3 separate regions of the Homo sapiens genome follow, and all the other regions are linked to region 3. Evidence: chromatin contacts called from ENCODE Hi-C or POLR2A ChIA-PET data. All regions are on one chromosome and are shown on one strand. Each heading gives the region's core, a stretch centred on a gene start or an enhancer-like site at or near the end of the contact. The rest is flanking DNA. Distances are from core to core; before and after follow the strand shown. Region 1 holds the start of ZNF165 (zinc finger protein 165). Region 2 has its middle 12 kb from the start of TRT-AGT4-1. Region 3 holds the start of ABT1 (activator of basal transcription 1).

Region 1 (4,666 bases), core at 1,479-3,978, 1.5 Mb before region 3:
TGACATACTGATTCTTTGAAGAGAAATTTAGAACTCACTGTATTTAACATGGGGCTTAAATTGGACAATAAAGGATGAGAAAGATTCAGAAAGGAAAGGAACAGAGTAGAGGAAGTAGGAATGAGCAGCAGACTGATGGTGAGATCAACTTGCAGGGTGTGATGGCTGGAGTGACTAAGAATTCTACTGCCTCTGTTAAGAAATTGCTCAACTCTAGTCTGAGTTCTTACAATTCCTAACACATACACATATGAATATATAAGTCCTTGTATTATTTTTAGTTGTTTGGCTGTTTTTTTATCAACTGATTGATGTTCCATGAGGTTAAGGATCATGCATTATTAATTGTTCTTAAGGCTTCATATTTATGATTGAAAGGAAAAATTAGGAAAGTTTCAGATGACTTCTGTTTTGGATGATCTGTATTTAAGATGATAATAAGACATCTACTTGGAAAAATATTTCCAACAGAAACAATGATATTTCAATAATGGAAAAGAATTTGGAATGGGAAGACAGATTTTGACAAGTGTTGGGAACAGGCCCCCAAATCTGGCCATAAACTGGCCCCAAAACTGGCCATGAACAAAATCTCTGCAGCACTGTGACATGCTCATGATGGCCTTGACGCCCACGCTGGAAGGTTGTCAGTTTACTGGAATGAGGGCAAGGAACACCTGGCCCACCCAGGGCAGAAAACAATAGCATGAGCGATCTGTGCCTTAAGGACATGTTCATGCTGCAGATAACTAGCCAGAGCCCATCCCTTTATTTCGGCCCATCCCTTTATTTCCCGTAAGGAATACTTTCAGTAAATCTTATCACTGGCTTGCTGTCAATAAATAAGTGGGTAAATCTCTGTTCAAGGCTCTCAGCTCTGAAGGCTGTGAGACCCCTCATTTCCCACTCCACACTCTATATTTCTGTGTGTGTCTTTAATTCCTCTAGCGCCACTGGGTTAGGGTCTCCATGACCGAGCTTGTCTTGGCAGACAAGATTCATGAAAAGGGTAGTTGAAGATATGTAACAGTATTAATTCTCCAAGAGTATGAAATAAATATCACTAGGTTCAGACTGAACCTTGGAAAACAAACAATTTGAGTATAAGTAAGAACAAAATTTATCAATGATAAAGAAAAAAAAGGGGGGTTAGTTCCATGGTATATTAACCAGAGAGTCTCAATCCCTTATATTTTACTGGGCCATTTCTTTGATATTTCTGGTTATGTTTCCTAGATGCGCTAACCAAGTAGTGTCCTAATGCTTAATGAGCATGATCTCATTTACCATAGTAAGATGGGTGTAAAGTAGGCCCATATAATCCGAATGAAATTTCAATTATGCTGAGCAGCTGGTTCTATGACATGTTATCTCAGCTGACAGTACTATCTCCAGGTGTTTTATCACTTCTCATCTATTTAAAACCGAGTCCCCCTAAAGCTGGTAGCTTTAAACTAATAAATATTGATTGAGCATCTAGTGCCTTATAATATTGTGTTAGGAGGACTTACAAAAATGGGTAAGCAGATGTGTGAAGAAACGCTAGGAGAACAGAGAGGAACGAGTAATTAATTATGATGAGAAAGTTGGAGGTTAAAGAGCAGGGCTCCTGATGGATGAACATGTCTTGGTGGGCATGTTGCGGGAGGGGAAGACGGGTGAGAGTTTTGTTGGTGGAGAGGGAGACAGTCAGGGGAAATCCGGTAGAGACCACAAAGCAGAACAGAGACTTCAAGGGGCATGCTGGTAAAGGCTCCCATAGTACCTTGTGTTTCTCAAGGGCAGGGGGTCAGTGTTGGTTTAACTGCATCCTCGGCACACAGGAAATACTATTTACCGTGTCAATAAATTTCAGGACAAGCGGGGTTGTCCCCAAGTGTCCTACAAAACGGCGGTTACTCTTCCCAAGGGAAGCAGGGGATTGGGGATGGTCCTCGCAGCAGTTTCTTTTCGCAGACAATGGCAGATCTGAGACATGTGGCACCCCTCCCCGTTCCACCTGGCTGGAATGGGCAACTCCTCTTACCAGTGACCCCAAATTCAGGATCAGTAGGACAGCCCCCACCCCACGCCACCAAGCCCTCAGCGCTCCACTATGACGTCACGCGCGGCGGCGGTAACTATGGAGACCGCCAAACCCTCACTAAATGCGTAAGCGCGCCTGCGTTCCCAACGCCGAAGCTGGTTCTACCTTTCTCCGGGATTCCTCTGAGGGCCAAGGTCTGGTCACCCAGAGGCTGCTAATTTCAAAGGCAATATGAGAGGGACTGGATGTTTGGAGGGGGACACGGGGCTGGACATCTGGATCCCCAAACCCGGACTCACCTCTCGGACAGGGCTGATTCCGATCGGACACTTCCGGTGGAAGGACTGAGCGGCGCTACACTTCAAGAATTCCGTCCACAGGGACTTGTGAGTCTGCGCAGAAGGCGGGATGCCTTTGGACTACAATTCCAAGAATCCTTCCTGGGTCTCTTCGGGCGCAGACTTTTCGCCAAAGTCCTGAAGATCTCAGGGCTTGAAGGAGGGGGCATCTTTTTTCTCCATTGTAGTAGTGTGTCTTGCTAAATAACAGAAGGGACTCCTGAAAAGAAAATGACGTTGGCCGGGCGCGGTGGCTCACGCCTGCAGTCCCAGCACTTTGGGAGGCCGAGACGGGCGGATCACGAGGTCAGGAGATCGAGACTATCCTGGTTTACGCGGTGACACCCTGTGTCTACTAAAAATACAAAAAAAAAAAAAAAAAAAAAAATTGCCGGGCGTGGTGGCACGCGCCTGTAGTTCCAGGTGCTCGGGAGGCTGAGGCAGGAGAATCGCTTGAACCCGGGAGGCGGAGCTTGCAGTGAGCCGAGACCGCGCCACTGCACTCCAGCTTGGGTGACAGAGTGAGACTCAGTCTCAGAAAAAGAAGAAGAAGAAAAAGATACACACTCGAGCACACATTTTCTCAGCAAAGCAATTTACTTCTATAGAAGGGTGCGTCTCACGGATGGAGCAATGGCGAGAGCACACCTGAACAAGGGAGGGGAAGGGGTTCTTATCCCTGACGCAGGTAGTCCCTAGTGCTGTGTCGTTCCCCTACTGGCTAGGGTTGGACCGCACAGTCTAAGTTAATTCCGATTGGCTATTTTAAAGAGAGCAGGGGTATGAGCCGGAGTGGTAGGGTGAGCAGTTTCAGTGGGAAGGACGGTTACGGAACAGGTGACTAAAGGTGACTCAGGTCAGAGCAGGTGACCAGGGGTGACTCAGGACGGAGCAGGTCACCAGGGGAACAGATGTGAACTACTGATTAGAACTGGTGGAAAAGGTTGTTTACTGAAACTAGAGGCAAGGAGACGAGGAAAATGAGGAAGTTAAAGTTTAAAATGGAGAACAAAGAATTGAACATACTGACATACTGATTCTTTGAAGAGAAATTTAGAACTCACTGTATTTAACAAGGAGTTCAAGGCCAGCCTGGCCAACATGGTGAAACCCCGTCTGTACTAAAAATATAAAAATTAGCTGGGTGTGGTGGTGGGCGCCTGTAGTCCCAGCTACTTGGGAGGCTAAGACAGAAGAATCGCTTGAACCCAGGAGGTGAAGGTTGCAGTGAGCTGAGATCACGCCACTGCACTCCAGCCTGGGCGACAGAGCAAGGATCCATCTCAAAAAAAAAAAAAAAAGTTTATTCGGGAATAGGAAATTGCAATAAGAATAGACGTGCCAGAGTAAACTATGTTTCTATTCAGGGAGGTAAAGGAAGACAAAGGTTTTTAAAGGAAGAATGGGGAGGATTATTTAATTGTTTTGAAATCATTATTCTTGACTACAAAGATCGGTAACGAGGATGACACCAGTCTGAGGTTAGACAAACAGTTGCTGGGCGGATGTCCTTGCAGAGGTATTTTTGGTGTAAGATGGGTTTTGCAGTCATATGTGATAGTTTTCTTATGAGGCATACAAGCCTGAGAAGTGTCTCTTCATAGCCCTCCCTGGCTCTATCTGTCAGATTATTGCTTTTGTTTTTATTTTTTAACACTAGTGGGCCGGGCGTGTTGGCTCACTTTTCTAATTCCCCGCTTTGGGAGGCAAAGGCAGGAGGATTAATTGAACTCAGGAGTTCGAGACCAGCCTGGGCAACATAGTTGGGACCTCGTCTCTACAAAAATTAAAAAAAAAAAAAATTAGTCGGGGGTTGTGGAATGCACTTGTACTCCCAGCTACTCGGGAGGCTGAGGTGGGAGGATCGCCTGAGCCCAGGAGGTGGTGGCTGCAATAGTGAGCTGTGATTGCACCACTGCATTCTAGCCTGAGTGACTCCTGCCTCTATTTAAATCTCAGGTGGTGAAATTGAAGCCCACGCAGCAGGGTTGCAACTGAAACTTCATCTCCTCTGCAAAACCTTCCTGCATTCCCAGACAACTTTTCTTCTGAGGCCTTGTTTGATTCATCCCCTTACCCCAGTGGAACTCAGATATTCAAAATGGTATTAATTAAAACCACTGGCTGTCATTGGTCCATGCATGGCCTTAAAGTGTGAACATTTTTTAATCCATTACCTAGTCTATAAGAACTGTAGATTGACAACAACTTAGATTTAATACTACTCTTTTTCTAGTCCCTCTCTATACTACCTCTCATCCGAGGAAACACTATCACAAATTTTGTATTTGTTGTTCCCTTG
Region 2 (4,652 bases), core at 1,774-4,273, 1.1 Mb before region 3:
ACAGTTTTCATTTATTTATTTAAAAGTGGCACAATCTCGGCTCACAGTAACCTCTGCCTCCCTGTTTCAAGAGATTCTCCTGCCTCAGCCTCCTGAGTAGCTGGGACTACAGGCCACTAAGCCTGACTAATTTTTGTGTTATTAGTAGAGACGGGGTTTTACCATGTTGGCCAGGCTGGTCTCAACCTCCTGACCTCAAGTGATCCGCCCGCCTCGACGTCTCAAAGTGCTGGAATTACAGGCGTGAGCCACTGGGCCTGGCCCCTCCTTATGCTTTTTTTATTTATTTATTTTTTGAGACGAAGTCGCACTCTGTCGCCCAGGCTGGAGTGCAGTGGCGCGATCTCGGCTCACTGCAAGCTCCGCCTCCTGGGTTCACGCCCTTCTCCTGTCTCAGCCTCCTGAGTAGCTGGGACTACAGGCGCCCGCCACCACGCCCGGCTAATTTTTTGTATTTTTTAGTAGAGACGGGGTTTCACAGTGTTAGCCAGGATGGTCTCAATCTCCTGACCTTGTGATCTGCCCGCCTCGGCCTCCCAAAGTGCTGGGATTACAGGCGTGAGCCACCGCGCCCGGCCTCCTTATGCTCTTTTAAATATACAGACTGGGCCAGGGTGGAAGAGAATATGTATTTGTATTAGACTGTATTTGCACTTTTAAAAATCTCTGGAAAGATAGCAGGAAATTCATGACAATGGTAGCCTGTTTAAAATGCTAGGAACTGTACTTTGACATGATAGCACGTAAGAAAAATAAATTAATTAAATTAAAAAGCTGGGAACTGGGTGGATGAGAAAGAGGAAGGTGATATTAGCTGCATTTTTTTTTCTGTACTCAAGATGTTTGAACCAAGTGAATGTGTTACTTATCATAAAAATTAAGCCAGGCAGGGTGGCATGTACCTATAATTCTAGCTACTTGGGAGTCTGAGATAGGAGTGTAGCTTGAGCCTAGGAGTTCGAGACCAGCCTGGGTAACCTAGCGAGACCTTGTCTCAAAAAACTGTTTTCAATTAATAAAATTAAATAATTTAACACATACTGTAAGCATATAGTAAAGTGGCAATAATAGTATCTGGAATGGTGAATGAAGCCAAGTTATTTATTCAAAAAATAATCCAAGAAAAAATTGTAGACATCTAATAAGCAAGGCAGGAAACCACAGGTGTCCTCCCTAAGGGTGTCTGCAGTAGTGACAAGGAGCTACTATTCTCCAACTAGGAAGGAGACTCCACTTGAAAAGCGAGAGAACAATGATTCACAGAATTACTTTGACGTGAAAGAAAGGTAAGGCAAAAAGGGTAGGAGTCTCCCTAATGGCGTCCAAGACTGGCTTTGGACAGCCTATTAAGTGAGACCTGGGAATATTATTTTATTTTTTTATTTTCTTATTTTATTTTATTTTATTTTATTTTTTATTTTATTTTATTTTATTTTGAGACGGAGTCTGGCTCTTGTCCCCTAGGCTGGAGTGCAATGGCACAATCTCGGCTCACTGCAACCTCCACCTCCCGGGTTCAAGCGATTCTCCTGCCTCAGCCTCCCAAGTGCTGGGATTACAGCATGAGCCACCGCACCCAGCCTGTGTCTAATTTTTGTTCAACCCAATGATTCTCCTAAAATTCCCAGGTCTCAGGCCGGGTGCGGTGGCTCACGCCTGTAATCCCAGCACTTTGGAAGTCCGAGGCGGGTGGATCACGCAGTCAGGAGTTCAAGACCAGCCTGGCCAAGATGGTGAAACCCCATCTCTGCTACAAATACAAACATTAGCCGGGCGTGGTGGCAGGCGCCTGTAATCCCAGCTACTCCGGAGGCTGAGACAGGAGAATCGCTTGAGCCCGGGAGGCGGAGGCAGCAGTGAGCCGTGATCGCGCCACTGCACTCCAACCTGGGCAACAAAGAGGGAAACTCTGTCTCAAAAAAAAAAAAAAAAAAAAAAAAAAAAGGAGCTATGTCTATACAGTCCAGCTTCAGTGATCCGGTGCGCAGTGTCTCACGCCTGCAATCCCAGCACTTTAGTTGGTTGAAGCGGATGGATCACTTGAGCCAGGAGTTAGAAGCTAGCCCTGGCAACATAATTAAGACACCGTCTCTACAAAAAAAAATTTAAAAATTAGCCAGCCTTTAGTCGCTTATGCTGAGGAGGGAGGATCACTTTAGCCCAGGAGTTCAAGTGAGCTGATTACGCCCTGCCCTCCAGCCTGGACTACAAAGCAAGACCCTGCCTTCTCGCCGGTGGGTGTGGGGCGAGTCGCAATAGTGGTTCCCTCCGCATAGTGATTGGAAAGGAACTTAGGGTGCTCTTGAGCTGCATGCTGGTAGGCGGGGTTTATTCGGTTTGTGGAGAATCATCCAGATGAATATTTATATGTGAGAGGTTGATTTTTTTTTAAGGAATTGGCTTATGCAACTGTGAACCTGGCTAGTAATTGCTAAATCCATAGGGCAGGCTGTCAGAAAAGGCAAGCCATCGGAAAGGACAGGCTGGAAACAATATAGAAAATCAATGAAACCAAAAGTTGGTTCTTTGAAAAGTTCACCAAAATTGACAAACATTTAGCTAAATGAACCAAGAAAAAAGAAGAGCGGGCCGGGCGCGGTGGCTCATGCCTGTAACTGTAGCACTTTCGGAGGCCGAAGTGGGCAGATCACCTGAGGTCAGGAGTTCGAGACCAGCCTGGCCAACATGGCGAGAGCCCCGTCTCTACTAAAAATACAAAAGTTAGCCTAGCGTTGTGGCGGCGCCTGTAATCCCAGCTACTCAGGAGACTGAGGCAGGAGAATCGTCTGAACCCAGGAGGCGGAGGTTGCAGTGAGCCGAAATGGCACCACCGAAGTCTGGGCAATAGAGTGAGACTCTGTCTCAAAAAACAAACAAACAAATAAACAAGAGAGGAGACGCAGAAGACTAAAATCAGAAATGAAAGTGGAGGCGTCCGCTCCACCTACGCTGAGCCCGAGGCGGGAAGCTCTGGACACAGCCATTGACTGGCTGGCTGGGGCGCAGCTTGATGGCGTCAGGCTGACGAGCCGCAGTCCCTACGGCTGCACCTGGGCGAAGGCCGCCTGTGTGAGAGGCCGGTGGCCCCAGCGTGCCGCGGCCTTGGAAGTGGGAAATGGAGGCAGGAGCCCTCCCTACACTTCACCATAGGCTTCCTGATTGATTCCAGCATCGTGATTACCTCCCAGATACTATTTTTTTTTAATTTGGGTGGCTTTTCTTCATGTGCCAATTGTTTAAGAACTATGAGGTGCGTCAGTATGTTGTACAGGTGATCTTCTCTGTGACGTTTGCATTTTCTTGCACTATGTTTGAGCTCATCATCTTTGAAATCTTTGGAGTATTGAGTAGCAGCTGTCGTTATTTTTACTGGAAATTGAACCTAGGTGTAATTCTGCTGATTCTGGTTTTCATGGTGCGTTTTTAAACTGGCTATTTTATTGTGAGCAACATCCGACTACTTTTGTCTCCTCTGTCTTAGTGCATAAACAACGACTGCTTTTTTCCTGTCTCTTGTGGTTGACCTTTATCTGTTTTTTCTGGAAACTAGGAGATTCCTTTCCCATTCTCAGCCCAAAACATGGGATCTTATCCATAGAACAGCTCATCAGCTGGGTTGGTGTGATTGGAGTTACTCTCATGGCCCTCCTTTCTGGATTTGGTGCCGTCTACTGCACATACACTTTGATGTCTTATTTCCTCAGGAATGTGACTGACACAGATATTCTAGCCCTGGAACAGCGACTGCTCCAAACCATGGATATGATCATAACCACAAAGAAAAGGATGGCAATGGCACAGAGAACGATGTTCCAGAAAGGGGAGGTGCATAACAAACCATCAGGATTCTGGGGAATGATAGAAAGTATTACCACTTACTCAACAGGAAGTGGATGCTTTGGAAGAACTAAGCAGGCAGCTTTTTCTGAAAACAGCTGATCTGTACGCTACCAAGGAGAGAACAGAATACTCCAAAACCTTCAAAAGGAAATATTTCAATTTTCTGGGTTACTTTTTCTCTATTTACTGTGTTTGAAAAATTTTCATGGCACCATCAACATTGCTTTTGATCGAGTTGGGAAAATGGATCCTGTCACAAGAGGCGTTGAGATCACTGTGAATTATCTGGGAATCCAGTGTGATGTGAAATTTTGGTCCCAACACATTTCCTCCATTCTTGTTGGAATAATCATCGCCACATCCATCAGAGGATTGCTCATACCACGTTCTTTTATGCCATCTCTAGCAGTAAGTCCTCCAGTGTCAATGTCCTGCTATTAGCACAGATAATGGGCATGTACTTTGTCTCCTCTGCGCTTCTAATCTGAATGAGTATGCCTCTAGAATATGCACCATAATTACCGAAGTCCTTGGAGAACTGCAGTTCAATTTCTGTTACCATTGGTTTGATGTGATCTTCCTGGTCAGCAGTCTCTCTAGCATAGTGTTTCTCTATTTGGCTCACTAACAGGCACCAGAGAAGCATATGACACCTTGAACTTAGGGCTACTACAGACTGTTAGAGGCCAGTGGTCTCAAAATTTAGATATGAAAGGGGAAAAAAATGGAGGGGACCAGGGTCTAACATTTTATAAACAAACAAAATGCTGTGGTAGCATTTTTTACCTCTAGCATCCTCTTTCCTACTCAGG
Region 3 (4,286 bases), core at 143-2,642:
GCTCTCAAGCGCTGCCTGCGCACCTGGCGCTCAAAGGCGAGGTGCTCGCTGAGGTGGGACCAGGTGAAACGGTGCAAGTACTGTGGGCAGAAAAGAAGAAAAGATCAGGATAGTGCAGATTAGGGAGAAAGATGAGACAAGGGGACAAGGCCAATGAGAGGCCATGGGGATACTTGGGCCAGAGTTGGGGAGAAGGGAGGGTGAGAGGTGTGGCAGAAAGATCTATCTTCTCACCTTGAGGTTCCAAAGATCATAACGGAAGGGGCTGCGCCTGCGGGCACCCATAGGCGTGTTGTGTAGACTGGCCGCCACGCGCTTGGCTATGCGCTTGTCACGGAACTCCACCCATCCCTCGGTGTAGTCCTTGGTGTAGGACCGCTTTTTTCCTCCGGCAGCTGCTGCTGCCTTCTTCTTGCGTCTCACGAACCGGTCTGCGCGCCAAAGACAAAGACCCGTCCAGGACGCCTATGCAGCACTCACTCAAAAGCACCTCCCACTGCCCGCAACGTTCTTCACATCTGCCAGTGGGAGTCCCACCTGAAGAGTTTTTGCCCAGGAGGAAGGGAACTGTAAATCGCACCCTTTCCTCTAGCTAACTCAATTCTTTCCTTAATTGTCCACTCCTTAATCTGGCCAGCCCTGAACGCTGCTTAAAACCGGCACAAGTCCTCAGCCTCAATGTAAAATTGAGGGTGGAAAGAAGAGGGGCGGTTGATCAAATAGTTTCTTGACCTAGGCAGCAATGCTAAAGAGTTATGTTCAGTTTTGTAGAAAAGCTGACGAGACTTTTACTCAGGTTGTATTCATGTAACAAACCAGTAAACAGGTCCGGAAAGAGAGGTGAACAGAGCCGGGATAAGAACACAAATAGTAACAATCCGAGAACTAAAGAACCACCAGACACACTGCGCTACCCACTCTCCCCATATCCCCTCCGCCCGCCCACCCCAGCATCCTCACAGACTGATTCACCAGCCAGGAGCCAAGCACCGCACTCCCCACCCCCAAAATCCAGCAACTCGTGCCTCAGCCTCGCGCAGCGAAGCAACAGGACATGCATGCTTGCACCCCGCCAGCGAGCGACAACCTCCTCCTGTCACCGTCAGGGCCTGCATACTTACCCTCAGCCTGAAAGAAGACGCGTCCGACCTCGCCATAGGCGCTGAGAAGGTTGCGGACGTGCAGGGGCCGGAAGCGCGGCGGGATATGGCCCAGGTACACAATACCTGGCACTACCCGTTTCTTGCTGCCACAGGCCGCTTCTTCGGATTCCTCCTGCTCCTCCTCCGCATCTAGTGTCTGTTCTGTCCCTTCCAGCGGCTCTTGCTCCGTTGCGGCCTTCTCCGATTCCTCTGCCTCCATGTTGACTGACACGAGCGGCACGACGGCCGTAAAGTGCCTTGCCAACTGACGCAAAACGCGTGCGACGGCCTGAGACGAGGGGGCGGGTCCAAGGTGGTGATGACAAATGAAAGGAAATGATTGGGCAATACAGTCGGGTCCAGGGGAAGGCCGAGGGGAGAGGGAGGAAGTGGTGTGTCAGGTCGGAAGCCTGATTCAGAGCGTGGAAGCGGGATGGGAAACTTGGGTTAGGCTCAGATTCCCGGTCAGATCTCCAACTCAGGACAGGCAGAACCAGAAAAGGCAGATCCCCAAATATAACCTACCCTATAGAACGCCTTGTCGAGACGCTAAAAGGCGGGTTGATGCCGGCTTTTTAGGGAATTTTGCAGAACAATTTTAGAGAAGTTTCTATGTGTTCTAGCGATCAAAATAGCATTTTATTCAAGGGCCCCGGGTGCGATTCCAGCTGAGGAATGACTCACCTTTTAAAGTTTATAAATTTCATTTAAAAATTTTGAGTTTTGAGGTTTTAACTATTTCTGGAAATTTACCTCGGAATTTTGAATATTTTAAAATTTAATTTTGAAAACAGTTCAACTTTGGAAATTTAATTAGATTTAATTTTTGAAAATTTAAGTTGTGAACTTTCAGTTTAATATTTTACATTTGATTTTGTGAATGTCTGAAAATTTAAATGTGTGACAATTATTTGAAGAATTTGTTTGGCATCTATTACACGTGTGTATTGATACATTATCCATATGCATACTTATGTTGCAAATACTTGTCAGAGGCGCACAAGCCTCCAATTCTGGCGACCCCCCGGCGGCGCGCTTATTTCTGCTCTCCCTGGGTCTGTCCTCAGATTCCCTATCAGATCACAAACCACTTTTCCTTCTATGACCTACGCAACCGCAGAACGGACCGGGCCACGGCGGTCCTGCTCCCACCAGGCGGCCTGCGGACCATCCCTAAGCCAAGCTCAGGGCAGTTTTCCCCGCGCGGGCTCGGGTCCTCAGTCTCTTATCGTCGCCCGAGGGCGCGACCAGCAGGGGGCGCCGTCCCCACCCTTGAGGCGTTTCAGTTCTTCCCATCGGCGCCAGCGACAAGCTGACTGCAAAGGACAGTGCTGGGAACCGCGTACAAGTAATCCGGTTAGCTTTCTGGAAGCAGCCCGGGGCGAGTTTGATGACTATCAACATAAATCCGTCCTTGCTGCGGCCTGACAAAATTTCCCATCTCGCTCCAAGAGCGCAGAGTAGCCCAGAGAATGGAAGCAGGGAGTAAATGTGTCCACTATTAAAATCAGAGATGACAGTTTTTGCCAGTCCCCAAGTATATTTCTAAAGTAACAGGGCCCTGCACTCTTTCATGGAGTGTCTAAAAGTCTAATAATAGACTTCTCGAATTCAAACACGCCTGTTTCATTAACTTTATTGAAGAGAACTTTCTGTCAGGTAGGTGTCCACTGCTCCTTTTTTGAAGAGGAGCGGGGTACGATGAGAGCGATAAACTCCGTCTACTGCTATTTAATTATAAACACTGACATCTTCAAAACACAGTACAGTTAATGAAATGAGAACACGTGTTGGGGTGGCTTTAAAAGATCTGGAGCTAGGGGAGGGGCATGATGGATGCAAGAGTGTCGGTAAGTTGTGCCAGTGTGGTGGCTAATGGTAGCTATTAGCTATTTTCTCTACTTTGTATATATTTGAAATTATCATTAATAAAATGTTTATTCACACCAAGTATCAATATAACAGGGGGTGCTAAAGGACCGTGAAACCGACAAAAAAAAAAAAATGAAGCCTTGGGGCAGCGTGTTCTTCCCGTTCCCCACATTCCTCATGATCCCTTCTCAACTTGGTGAAAATCGAGTCCCACTCAACTGTCTGTGAAGCAACCCTTGTTAGCAATTTTCAGGGTGGATTATTTTCCTTCTCTGAGCGTCTTACAAATTCCTGAATAAGCAAGCTGCACATGCGTTCTCCAAGTTTCCTTATTTCAGGCCCAGAAGAGACACTTTTAAAAATGGAACTCCTCCGAGCCGGATTCGAACCAGCGACCTAAGGATGACCACATTCAAACCCCTACAGTCCTCCGCTCTACCAGCTGAGCTATCGAAGGATGTCATTACCCTCGTTTTGGATTCTTTAGGATTTACCTATTGCTTTTGACTATCCTGTATTCTTGTTCATTTTGAAAATATAGGGAAACGTGAGGAAATTTTCTAGGATATTAGAAATGTTCCAAAATGTTCTAAAATGTTCTTATCTGAGTAGGGATACTGACTATACAAGTATATGAACAATTCTCTTGAACATTTAAAATTTGTGGGTTTTACTGTAAAAATGTTTCACATAGGTCCAAAAAAATAAAAAATAAACAAAACCACACCAATATTCCATGTCCTCCTCCCTTAGAATAGATAGGACCATTGCCCTTATTGCGCGTGTTGTCCAGCTGTCCTGTCCGCTTAGCACCTCCTCTCTCTATAGGAAGTAAATAATAAAGACAAGGTTATTTTAGACAACTGGGTTGAAGAGGGGGGACCTACCGCCTTGAAGCGAAGTTACTGCCCAGTTCATTTCGGAAACATTGAGATTCTCCTTTCTGAAGGGCAAGGAAAATTACACAATTTGTATAATTTGTAATTTGTGTTCGAGACACAAAACAGAAGTGCGTTGTGTGTGTACATATGTTTAGGAATTGAGCGGCTCATATGATATTGCACAATTGTAATGGGACAAGTAAATGAAACACAACACTTCTCTCTCCCCCTACAATTTAAAAAAGAAATATAGCATTCTATTTACAGGTGTCAACCTAAATAACAAAGAGAAGCTCTCTGAAAGAAAATGATGTTTATTTGGGAATAGAGCATTGCAATGAAAATACGAGTGCCATAGGAAACTATGTATATTCAGGGAGGTAAAGGAAGA

Evidence for each region. A loop is a pair of places that touch in the nucleus more often than their neighbours do. ChIA-PET counts read pairs that join two places held with the same protein, here RNA polymerase II (POLR2A). Pooled maps may share reads with other maps.
Region 1: a loop to region 3 is called in a map of naive thymus-derived CD4-positive, alpha-beta T cell, with 4 times the contacts of the local background. The contact joins the promoter of ZNF165 here to the promoter of ABT1 in region 3. A Hi-C loop is called at or near these places in 1 of 168 maps with a recorded cell type or tissue (naive thymus-derived CD4-positive, alpha-beta T cell) and 12 of 50 pooled maps. POLR2A ChIA-PET finds 5 or more read pairs at or near these places in 1 of 52 experiments (activated T-cell).
Region 2: a loop to region 3 is called in a map of naive thymus-derived CD4-positive, alpha-beta T cell, with 18 times the contacts of the local background. The contact joins the enhancer-like site here to the promoter of ABT1 in region 3. A Hi-C loop is called at or near these places in 3 of 168 maps with a recorded cell type or tissue (breast epithelium, endothelial cell of umbilical vein and naive thymus-derived CD4-positive, alpha-beta T cell) and 8 of 50 pooled maps.

The regions. Positions count from the first base shown.
Region 1 is chr6:28,078,630-28,083,295 of GRCh38, reverse strand. ZNF165 (zinc finger protein 165) reads right to left here and starts at 2,728. Exons shown (of 4, transcript NM_001376491.1): 1 at 2,326-2,728. RefSeq lists enhancers at 2,283-2,402, 3,203-3,272.
Region 2 is chr6:27,736,847-27,741,498 of GRCh38, reverse strand. It overlaps the pseudogene GPR89P. Among named protein-coding and RNA genes, the nearest start is that of TRT-AGT4-1, 12 kb to the right of the region's middle. RefSeq lists enhancers at 2,793-3,132, 3,143-3,262, 2,726-3,925. Within about 2 kb of position 3,023, at least 8 of the 41 ENCODE cell types and tissues checked have a DNase peak (open chromatin) inside an H3K27ac peak, as active enhancers do.
Region 3 is chr6:26,594,059-26,598,344 of GRCh38, reverse strand. ABT1 (activator of basal transcription 1) reads right to left here and starts at 1,392. Exons shown (of 3, transcript NM_013375.4): 1 at 1,122-1,392; 2 at 235-431; 3 at 1-80. The coding sequence starts at 1,362. TRY-GTA6-1 (tRNA-Tyr (anticodon GTA) 6-1) reads right to left here and starts at 3,471; the gene lies at 3,383-3,471. RefSeq lists enhancers at 1,104-1,543, 2,101-2,260, 2,361-2,510.